2 separate regions of the Homo sapiens genome follow, and region 1 is linked to region 2. The links are chromatin contacts, found by Hi-C or POLR2A ChIA-PET in ENCODE. All regions are on one chromosome and are shown on one strand. Each heading gives the region's core, a stretch centred on a gene start or an enhancer-like site at or near the end of the contact. The rest is flanking DNA. Distances are from core to core; before and after follow the strand shown. Region 1 has its middle 47 kb from the start of MED13L. Region 2 overlaps MED13L (mediator complex subunit 13L).

Evidence for each region. A loop is a pair of places that touch in the nucleus more often than their neighbours do. ChIA-PET counts read pairs that join two places held with the same protein, here RNA polymerase II (POLR2A). Pooled maps may share reads with other maps.
Region 1: a pooled map shows a loop between it and region 2 (2.8-fold over the local background). The contact joins two enhancer-like sites. A Hi-C loop is called at or near these places in 1 of 168 maps with a recorded cell type or tissue (GM12878), 12 of 37 single-sample maps with no recorded cell type and 6 of 50 pooled maps. POLR2A ChIA-PET finds 5 or more read pairs at or near these places in 2 of 52 experiments (Panc1 and activated T-cell).

The regions. Positions count from the first base shown.
Region 1 is chr12:116,321,856-116,326,690 of GRCh38, reverse strand. No RefSeq gene overlaps it. Among named protein-coding and RNA genes, the nearest start is that of MED13L, 47 kb to the right of the region's middle. RefSeq lists enhancers at 1,186-1,245, 1,316-1,395, 2,455-2,664. Within about 2 kb of position 1,295, at least 6 of the 41 ENCODE cell types and tissues checked have a DNase peak (open chromatin) inside an H3K27ac peak, as active enhancers do.
Region 2 is chr12:116,141,763-116,146,798 of GRCh38, reverse strand. The region is part of intron 2 of MED13L (mediator complex subunit 13L); the gene reads left to right. Among named protein-coding and RNA genes, the nearest start is that of MIR620, 4.4 kb to the left of the region's middle. RefSeq lists a cis regulatory region at 4,313 and an enhancer at 4,241-4,385. Within about 2 kb of position 3,243, at least 6 of the 41 ENCODE cell types and tissues checked have a DNase peak (open chromatin) inside an H3K27ac peak, as active enhancers do.

The DNA of each region.
Region 1 (4,835 bases), core at 46-2,545, 180 kb before region 2:
TGGCATCAAATGGGCTCTAGCATTTATTAGCCTCAGGGTCTCCTCTGAAAAATGGGCAGGAATAGCACCTACCTGATAGTGTCAATGTAAGGATTCAGTAGGGTGGCTCGGCACCACAGGAAGTATTCAATATGGGCAATAATCACCATTGTCCTTGCAGAAGAAGCCTGGGCAGGAGAGAGATTTTTCTGTGCTGAAAAGACCTTTGTGACTGCTCTGAGCTCTTCAGGGAGACCAGTGGTGTCCAATTTAAAAGAGGGCTTATGGCCGGGTGCAGTGGTTCATGCCTGTAATCCCAGCACTTTGGGAGGCAAAGGCCGGTGGATCACTTGAAGTTAGGAGTTCAAGACCATCCTGACCAACATGGTGAAAGCCTGTCTCTACTAAAAATACAAAAATTAGCCAGGCATGGTGGCATATGCCTGTAATCCCAGCTACTTGGGAGGCTGAGGCATGAGAATTGCTTAAAACTAGGAAGTGGAGGTTGCAGTAAGCCGAGATGGTGCCATTGCACCCCAGCCTGGGCAACAGAGTGAGACTCCATCTCAAACACACACACACACACACACACACACACACACCCCAATAAAAGAGAGGTTAGATTGTCATGTCAGCACGTAAGGCAAAAATGAATGGGGTCAAATTACCCTTGAAAATTCTCTTCCCATAAAGTAGGGTGTATATGATATTGTTTATAACACATTCAGGTTAGAGAACCACTGAGTCAGACCACTGAAGGGAGTGAAAGATATGTTTACCTACAGCTGCCTGGGCATTGCAACCATTCTGTCTCTAAGGAAGTGAGTCTCAAGTAGGGGCAATTTTTGTCCCCTGGAGGACATTTGACAATGTCTTGAGACATTTTGATTGTCATTCCTAGAGCAAGGTATGCTGTTGGCGTCTAGTAGGTAGAGGCCAGCAATGCTGCTCAACATCGTGCAGTGTACAGGACAGCCCCCAAGAACAAATATCCAACCTGAATGCCAGTAGTGCTAAGGTTGAAAAGCTCTGCCTTACTATCAAGCCACACTTAGGAATGAGGGATGGGTAGAGTCTGCTAGGATGTTTCTGTTTGTCCTGGGGTTTAATTAGATGCCATATATAAAAGCCCTTAGCACAGGGCCTGGCACACAGTAGGTGCTTAATAAACATCTAATGGGTTTGAGGTTAAAGCTTGCTTGATGGGGCCTACTACATACACTCTGTTTTTGAAATGTGGTGGAGAAGAACTCACCACCTGCTTCCTGTCTTTCCAAGCAAAGCACTTTCTGTTTCACCCTGTTCACCAGTGATCGTTCTCATGGTGGCATCTTACATGAGAGGCTCTGAAGCCAGAACCAAAATCAGGTGTGATTCTACTGTATCACTAGTACCAAAACTTTCTTGTTTGTTTGTTTTTTGTTTTGTTTTTTAAGAGAAGGGTCTCACATCTGTCGCCCAGGCTGGAGTGCAGTGGTGTGATATTATGACTCACTGCAGTCTCAAACTCCTGGGCTCAAGAGATCCTCCTGTCTTAGCCTCCCAAGTGGCTAGGACTACAGGTACATGCCACTACACTCCACTAATTTTTTTTTAATTTTTGTAGAGATAAGTCTCGCTATGTTGCCCAGGCTGCTCTCTAACTCCTGGCTTCAAGTGATCCTCCAACCTTGGCTTCCCAAAGTGCTAGGATTACAGGTGTGAGCCACCATGCCCAGCCCTAGCGCAGAAACTTTCTAATTTGGATTCAAAACTAACAACTGTTCAGCTCTATATGGACAATCTTCTCTTGCACCACATGATTTCTGCAAAAGGAACTGTCACAAACAGAAACTCTACTTCCTCCTAACAGGCTGGATCTGAAATGGGAGTTCATGAGTCCAAGGCAAGGGAGTTGGAGGCTCGTTGGCCTGCATAGCCTAGAAAACTCTCAAGGCCCACAAAAGCAAGAAAATTGCTTTTAAATGAAAGAAAGATTTCCATTTCACTTCAACCCCTAATGCCTCACATAACTCTAACATCATTCCTGGTCCAACTGAAATATTTGAATCCAAATAGTCCTTAAGTCATTTGGACCCTATTCAAATGTGAATTCATCTCTTTAATCACTCTTCCTCTTATTTTTGAAATAAAGACTAATATTGAAAGTTAAGAGTCTATTTGTTAATTTTTTTTATTTAAGATTTTTTAATATAGGTTTGGTCACCATTGCTTTCTTCCCCATCATTCCTTTCTCATCATTGTCTTGAAGTTCCTAAACTTGTCTTTTTCTATTTTTAAAATTTCCCTTCATTTAAGTATTGTGGACAGCAGGCAGACTGAATAATGATGAATATGATTAATGTTCAGACTTAATAAGTCTTATGAAAAGACCTTTTTGTTCCAAGGGAAGGGATGTGATGTTTTGGCAGCATATAGTGTCACAGTGACAGAGTCAAATGTAGAGTAACCCAATGAAGGGACATAGCATGTCTTAGCCATACTTACCCTGAGAGGGAGTCACACATATAACAGCCTATTTAGATATGTCCAGAGAAGGGAAGGGATTTTCCCACAATGGCGTCTTTCTGTTTCACATCTGTCTTGGGAGCTTTCGTGAATTGAAATGCTGACTTGGTGTATCTGTATGAAATGGAGTGAGACACATTATCCTCAGAAGCACAGCACCTTCTCCTTGAAGTTCTCCTTCTACTAGAACAGCTATGATAGAAGAGAAGACTATACCAGGATCCAGGAATGGCAAATACACAGACCATCCACCACTCTCCATGGCCCTCCTCATGGCGGACATTACCAGTCAATCACAGCACCGTTCCCCTCCCCACATAGAGAACCCAGACTTGGAGTCACAATATTTGCCCAGAACCATTCAGGCAGTCACTGACAAGATGATGTCAGGGTAAGCATGCAAAATAGAAATGATTTTTAACCTCTATTAGGTAAAGAAGGATATACGTAGAAGAGCACGGAAAGGTTGTCACCACCGTATTCTTTTCCAGAAACCTTTTCAGTGCTCCAAATCTCACTCAACTGCCCTGAGTAATTGAGAGCTCAGCCTGCTCATTGGCGCAAAGGTTTAGAAGAGAAGAGGGAGAAGTTGGCTTTGCTTTCTACATGGCAATTTGGTTTGAAAACTTGCCTCAGAGTTACTGAGTGTGTGGAAACATATACATTGAGTGAATTCACCTTTTTTTTTTTTTTTTTTTTTTGAGATGGGGGATGGCTTTAGCTCTGTTGCCCAGGCTGGAGTGCAGTGGCACAATCTCGGCTCCCTGTAACCTCCACCTGCCAGGTTCAAGCGATCTTCCCACCTCAACCTCCCAAGTAGCTGGGACTACAGGCACGCACCACCACGCCCAGATAATTTTTGTATTTTTTGTAGAGACGGGGTTTTGCTGTGTTGCTCAGGCTGGTCTCAAATTTCTGAGCTCAAGTGACTCACCTACCTTGGCCTCCCAAAGTGCTAGAATTACAGGTGTGAGCCACCATGCTTGGTTTAATCGTATTTTTTAATACAGTCTGAATCCATAGTTTTAAGCAAAATGTAGATCTTATTTATATGTAATTTTCCTCTTGAAATCATATAAGATACTCCCCTAAATAAAACAAATCAAAAACCCTGTGACTACTGTTTTTCCTCCTTGAATTTCCAGTGTTATTACTATAGGGATTTTTTTTTTCCAGATAAGTCCCTAGTACCACTTTATCCATGAGGCCTCAGTCTGAGGTGGAGCTTTAAAAACAATCTAGAACTAAAATCAATTTTACCATTTTATAATTTGCTCAGTAAGATGGGGGGGAAAAGTATATGATTTTCAAGTACTTTCTACATTCTTGACTAAAAACGGCAGTTTTTTTTTTTTTTTTCTTTAAGCAAATGCAATTCTCTGGGTACTTACTGTAAGAGGATTTTAGTCATTGGAGACATTTAAAAAAAGATCTCAAGCGAGAATTTTTCTTCACATTTTTTTCAAAGGGATATTTACCCTGGAAAATGCTACATTTAGAAAAATTGTGCCTTAGATGACAACAAGCCCACTGATTTGAGGTTGGGGGGAGGAGAGTGGGGTGGAGGAGGTTGGAGGCTGTGTGAAGAGAGTTCTATTTACCCATGAGCCAAGCATGATTTTGGAGTTCATTTTCATTCATTTATTTTCATTTATTCATTCATTCATTCAATCAATCAACAAACACATATTGAGGGTCTGCCATAGGCAGAGTACTGTGCTAAGCAACAGAATTATAGCCATGAACAAAACACTGTCTTCAACTTCCCAACCCCTCTCAACCTGGTACTGCCAGAGAATGACACCCTAACGTGTAAAGATGGTAGTTCTCAATGGGGGAGACAACACTGCCCGCCAGGGGACTTGGACAATGTCAGGAAACATTTTTTGGTTGTCACAACTTGGGGATGGTGCTGCTGGCATTTAGTTGGTAGAGGCCAGGGGTGCTGCCAAACATCCTACAATGCACAGGACAGCCCCCGCAATAAAGATTTCTCCAGCCCAAAAGTCAGTAGTAAGGACCCTGCCCGGGCCAGGCGCAGAGACTCACACCTGTAATCCCATCACTTTGGGTGGCTGAGGCAGGAGGATCGCTTGAGTCCAGGAGTTCAAGACCAGCCTGGGCAACATAGCAAGACCCCATCTCTACCAAAAATTAAAAAATAAAAAATTAGCCATGCATGGTTAGGTTCACCGGTAGTCCCAGCTACTTGGGAGTTTGAGATGGGAGGATTTCTTGAGCCCAGGAGTTGGAAGTCGTAGGGAGCTATGATCACACCACTGCACTCCAGCTCCAGCCTGGGGGACAGAGTAAGACTTTGTCTCTAAAAGAATAAAAATTAAAACAAA
Region 2 (5,036 bases), core at 1,994-4,493:
CCTCCTGGGTTCAAGCAATTTTTGTGCCTCAGCCTCCCAAGAAGCTGGGATTATAGGTGTGGACCACCATGCTCAACTAAGTTTTGTGTTTTTTAGTAGAGATGGGGGTTTCCTCACGTTGGCCAGGCTGGTCTCGAATTCCTGGCCTCAAGCAGTCCCCCCTGCCTTCGTCTCCCAAAGTGCTGGGATTACAAGCGTGAGTCACCATGGTTGGCTATTTAGGGAATTTAATCAAGATTTAAAGCAGGGTGTCCAATCTTTCGGTTTCCCTAGGCCATGCTGAAAGAAGAATTGTCTTGGGCCACATATAACATACACGAACACTAAGGATAACTGATGAGCTTTAAAAAAAAAAAAGGAAAAAACAAAAAACAAACTCAGCTGGGTGCGGTGGCTCACGCCTGTAATCCCAGCACTTTGGGAGGCTGAGGCTGGCAGATCACAAGGTCAGGAGATCGAGACCATCTTGGCCAACATGGTGAAAGCCCATCTCTACTAAAACATAAAAATTAGCTGGGCATGGTGGCACACACCTGTAGTCCCAGCTACTTGGGAGGCTGAGGCAGGAGAATCGCTTGAACCCAGGAGGTGGAGGTTGCAGTGAACCGAGATTGCGCCACTGCATTCCAGCCTGGTGACAGAGCGAGACTCCATCTCAAAAAAACCAACAAAAACAAAAAAATCTCAAAATAGCTCATAATGTTTTAAGAAAGTTTACAAATTTGTGTTGGGCTGCAGTCAAAGCCGTTCTGGGCCTCATGCGGCCCGCGGGCTGTGGGTTCAACAAGCTTGATTTAAAGTCTGTTTGCTAGTGAATTTTAAAAACTTTTTGGGGTCACAAATAGAAAAGAATTTGGTTTATTTGGTTTATTTATTGCAGAGAACCTGGAACATACGATTAAAGCATGCCTCTATGTGTGGGGATTTTTTTTTAAACTTCATGAGGCTTAGACTAAAAATGTGCTTGAGGCCAGGCACAGTGGCTGTCACCTAGATTTAGTTCCAGCGCTTGGGGAGACCAAGGCAGGAGAATTGCTTGAGGCCAGGAGTTCAAGACCAGCCAAGGCTACTTAGCAAGACTCTACAAAAATTTAAAATAAATAAATAAATAAATAAATAAATAAATAAATAAATAAATAGAGTTGAGTGTGGTGCATGTGCCTGTAGTCCTAGCTCCTTGGAGGCTGAGGTGGGAGGATCACTTGCACCCAGGAGTTTGAGGCTGTAGTGAGCTATGATCGCACCACTGCACTCCAGCCTGAATGACAGAGTGAGACCTTGTCTCAAAGAGAAAAGAAAAAAAAGCGCTTGAAGCAACTGCTGAGGAACTGTATGCCATTTATTTTAACAACTGTATAGAAGCAGGAAAGCCTAGAATTTTAGTACTGGAAGGTACTTTTTAGATGAGCTAGGCCAAGCATCCGCCTCCCCTGGGCTCGGTTCCAGAATACCTGTTCTAGGTTGCTTTTCAGCCTGTGATGAGGAAATCTTTGTATGCACACCATGGAGTCCTTTTCTTAAGGATATGTAGTGATGTGCATAGAGATTGAGTATCAGGATTCCTTGTTAAGGATTTCCATCTGCCATTTAGGATTATTATTGGTTTGGTTGACATTGGCATTGCCTTATCAAACAATAGATGGTAGGTGGAAGTTTCGCTACCCTGTTTGGTATGAGGCAGATATTAATTTGTTGTTCTGAAGAAGGTGATGTTGGATAAGCCAGTTTTATTTAAATGGCCATATGAAGAAAATAGGATCATAATGTGAAGTCAGTGTACTGACAACAGAGTATGTGCGTATTTTGTGAGATGCACAGATACACGTAATTACCTTATAAGTGGTATGGGATGAATTAAGTGGAGCAACCATGGGACAGAAACAGTACAAGTGATGCAGTGAAGTGCAACTTGAAGCGGTGTTGTAGCATAAATTTTGATTATTAGATAGCAGATAAGTTAAATTCCTTAGATACGGTAATGTACAGCAGCCAGAGAGAGGTTATTTCATGTTGCTAATTGCATATCAGATTCAGTGCCCAGATGACTTACCTTTTGGGAAAACAAAACCCACTCACTTTTATGGAACATATTCTCTGCCAGAGACACTATTTTAAGCACCTTTACGTGTTATCTCAGTTAATCTTTAAAAATGTTTGCATAAAGTAGTTGGAGTTTCAGAAAATGTACTCTGAATTCATAGTAAAAACTACAGTAGGTCAGCTATTAGTTGTATTAGCCACATTGATTAACCACAAACATGCAGAACTTATATTGAGCATGCTTTGAGCCAAGATTTTATGTTTTGGGGTAAGCTTTTTCTTTAGGGAATTTTTTTGTGAGGAAATAGATTTGGGACAAAGATTCTCAGACCAAACTCAGTTTTGGAATCACCCAGAATTTCAGAAATGGGATCTCAGTTCACTATCAGGGTCGAACTGTTGGGAGCTGGGCCCTTTGGGACAGTGAAGGACAAGAGATGGGGGAAATTTGAGGAGTAGTTGGGCACCACCCTTACTTCTCATCCAAAATTAGGATGTGGACTTTATCGGTGATGGCTGAGTTTCATTTAGTAATGAGGAAAGGTTTTTGTGAAACATTCTTTTAAATGGAATCACATGAGTTAATGGTGTGAGTATTTCAGGGCTGTGAGTTAAGCTGTTGGGGCAGTGAAATAGCAGGAATTTCTCAGCTCAGTCAGAATCCTTTCTTGTGTGCTGTGTATGGAACACAGGGGCAAAGGAAAGGCCAAGCAAAGAGAAACTGCCTGTGTGCCTGTTCTGTGGCTCTGGGTAATCACCTGGCTTCTATTAAGTTCTGTAGTATTGGTGAAATAATTGGGGATTTAAAGGAGGTGAACCAGTGTGTGGTCTCTTTTAGCCAATCCATAACCTTTAAGGTACAAGTTGCTGTGATTTTCTTCTTGGAAATAGTTTTTGTATATTCATTTTTCATGGTTTAGGATCTGTAACTTTAATATCCTGTCTATGAATATGAACAACCTAGTGAGGTCCATCCTTCTCTAGAGATATAAGTAATCTCAATTATTCTTCCTTTCTTGCTTTGCGCTGCAGTTTGTTTTCATAGTGACATGTAGCAAGTAGGATCATTGTTTATATCGGTTAGGCCACAAAAGTCATTTAATGAAAAATTTGATGGAAACATTTTAGAAGGGAGTCCCAGAGAATAACGGAAATGAGTCAGCTCTGAGAGGAAGTATAAATTAATGTGATATCAGCTGCTGTGGACAAGCCGGGAACCTAGCTAATGTACTTAATGTTGTTCCTGTAGCACAACAACTTTCTGGATTCCAAATCGTTGACTTACAATTGAAACTTCAGGACACACCCATTATGAATTGGGATCTAAGTAGACTTTCAAGAAGCAGGAGCATGCTAAATTTCTGTGGCTCTGGTAATCATTCATTCATTCTTTCTTTTTCTCACTTTCCCTCTTTTTTTTTTTTTTTTGAGACAAGGTGTTGCTGTGTCCCCTGGGCTCAAATGATTCACCCCTGCCCTGCCTCGGCCTCCCTGAGTGCTGGGATTACAGGCCTGAGCCACTGTGCCTGGCAGGTGTACTATATTTTGAAAATTTCTTGAGGTCCTTTAGTATCTGTATTTCTTGCCCAAATGTTTATTCTACAGTATGTAAACAGTAAAGAAAATAAACCAAATCTGGGCATTTCATCATCAGTGGTTAGCTACTGATGTAGTTCAGAATTAAGCAGTCAACATCGATTATAGAGTCATTTGGCCGAGAGCAAACCTGTAATTCTTTCTGAAGCCAGCAGACCCTGAGCCCACGAAACTTGTCAGTAGATAAGATAAAACAAAAGTCAGTTTTGAGTTCACCTGTTTGATTTGAATATAAGCAAGAGCTTGGTTGCTTGGAGTTCTAATAATTAACTACACTGTAAGAATAGTTTTAAATTTTAAACGTATAATTCCATCATATTATAATGGTCAATTTAATAAATTTGACTTAACATTGCTTTTAAATTGTGTGTAATGTAAAAGTGTCACTTTATTTTTATGCACACATACATCAATTGTGCATACTTGAACTTAGTAGTAAATAAAGTGAACTTTTTTTTTTACTTTTATTTTTTGGAGACTGGGCCTCACTCTTGTCGTCCAGGCTGGAGTGCTGTGGCGCAATATCGGCCTGCTGCAACCTCTGCCACCCCGGTTCAAGCGATTCTCCTGCCTCAGCCTCCTGAGTAGCTGGGATTACAGGTGTGCACCACTATGCCTGGCTAATTTTTGTATTTTTAGTAGAGATGGGGTTTCACTATGTTGGCCAGGCTGGTCTCGAACTCCTGCCCTCAGGTGAGCCACCTGCTTCGGCCTCCCAGAATGCTAGGATTACAGGTGTGAGCCACTGAGTCTGGCTTTTAATGTCTTTTGTCTTGGATAGGGAACAGCTATAGGACTATTGCTATATGCTTACTTGATAAGAGAAATTAGTTGTTCACAAGTATTTGAGTGCTACTATTTACCAGGCACTGTTTGAAGCTTTGAGAATAAAGTAGTGAAGAAAACAGACTAAAATCTTGGTTCCTGTGGATTTTTAGCTCTGGTAGAGAAGATAGTAAAGAAGTAAACACATAAAATATACCAGATGCTGATTAGTGACATGGAGAAAAATGAAGCAGTGAAGGAGGATGGTTGCTATTTTAAGTAGGGTAGTCAGAGAAAGTCTGATTGGGTGGCATATGAGGTGAGACCTAAAAGAGGTGTGGGGATGGATATCTGTCAGAAGAGCATTTCAGGGAGAGAGAACAGTAAATACAAAGGTCATCGGGTAGAGTATAATTGGTCTGATGAAGGACCAGTATGGCTCAAGTGGTGTGGGCAAGGGGAAGAGCAGTGGGCGTGAAGCTGGGGTAGGGTGTGGGGGACAATTTATGAAGGATGCTAAAGACCAGAGTGGAACCTTTCTCAGAGTTGAGAAGCCATTGAAGGGTTCTGAGCAGACCCAGTTAGCTCATGAGTGAGCTAACTTAACCATTTTAAGGGATTCCTCTAGCTACCAC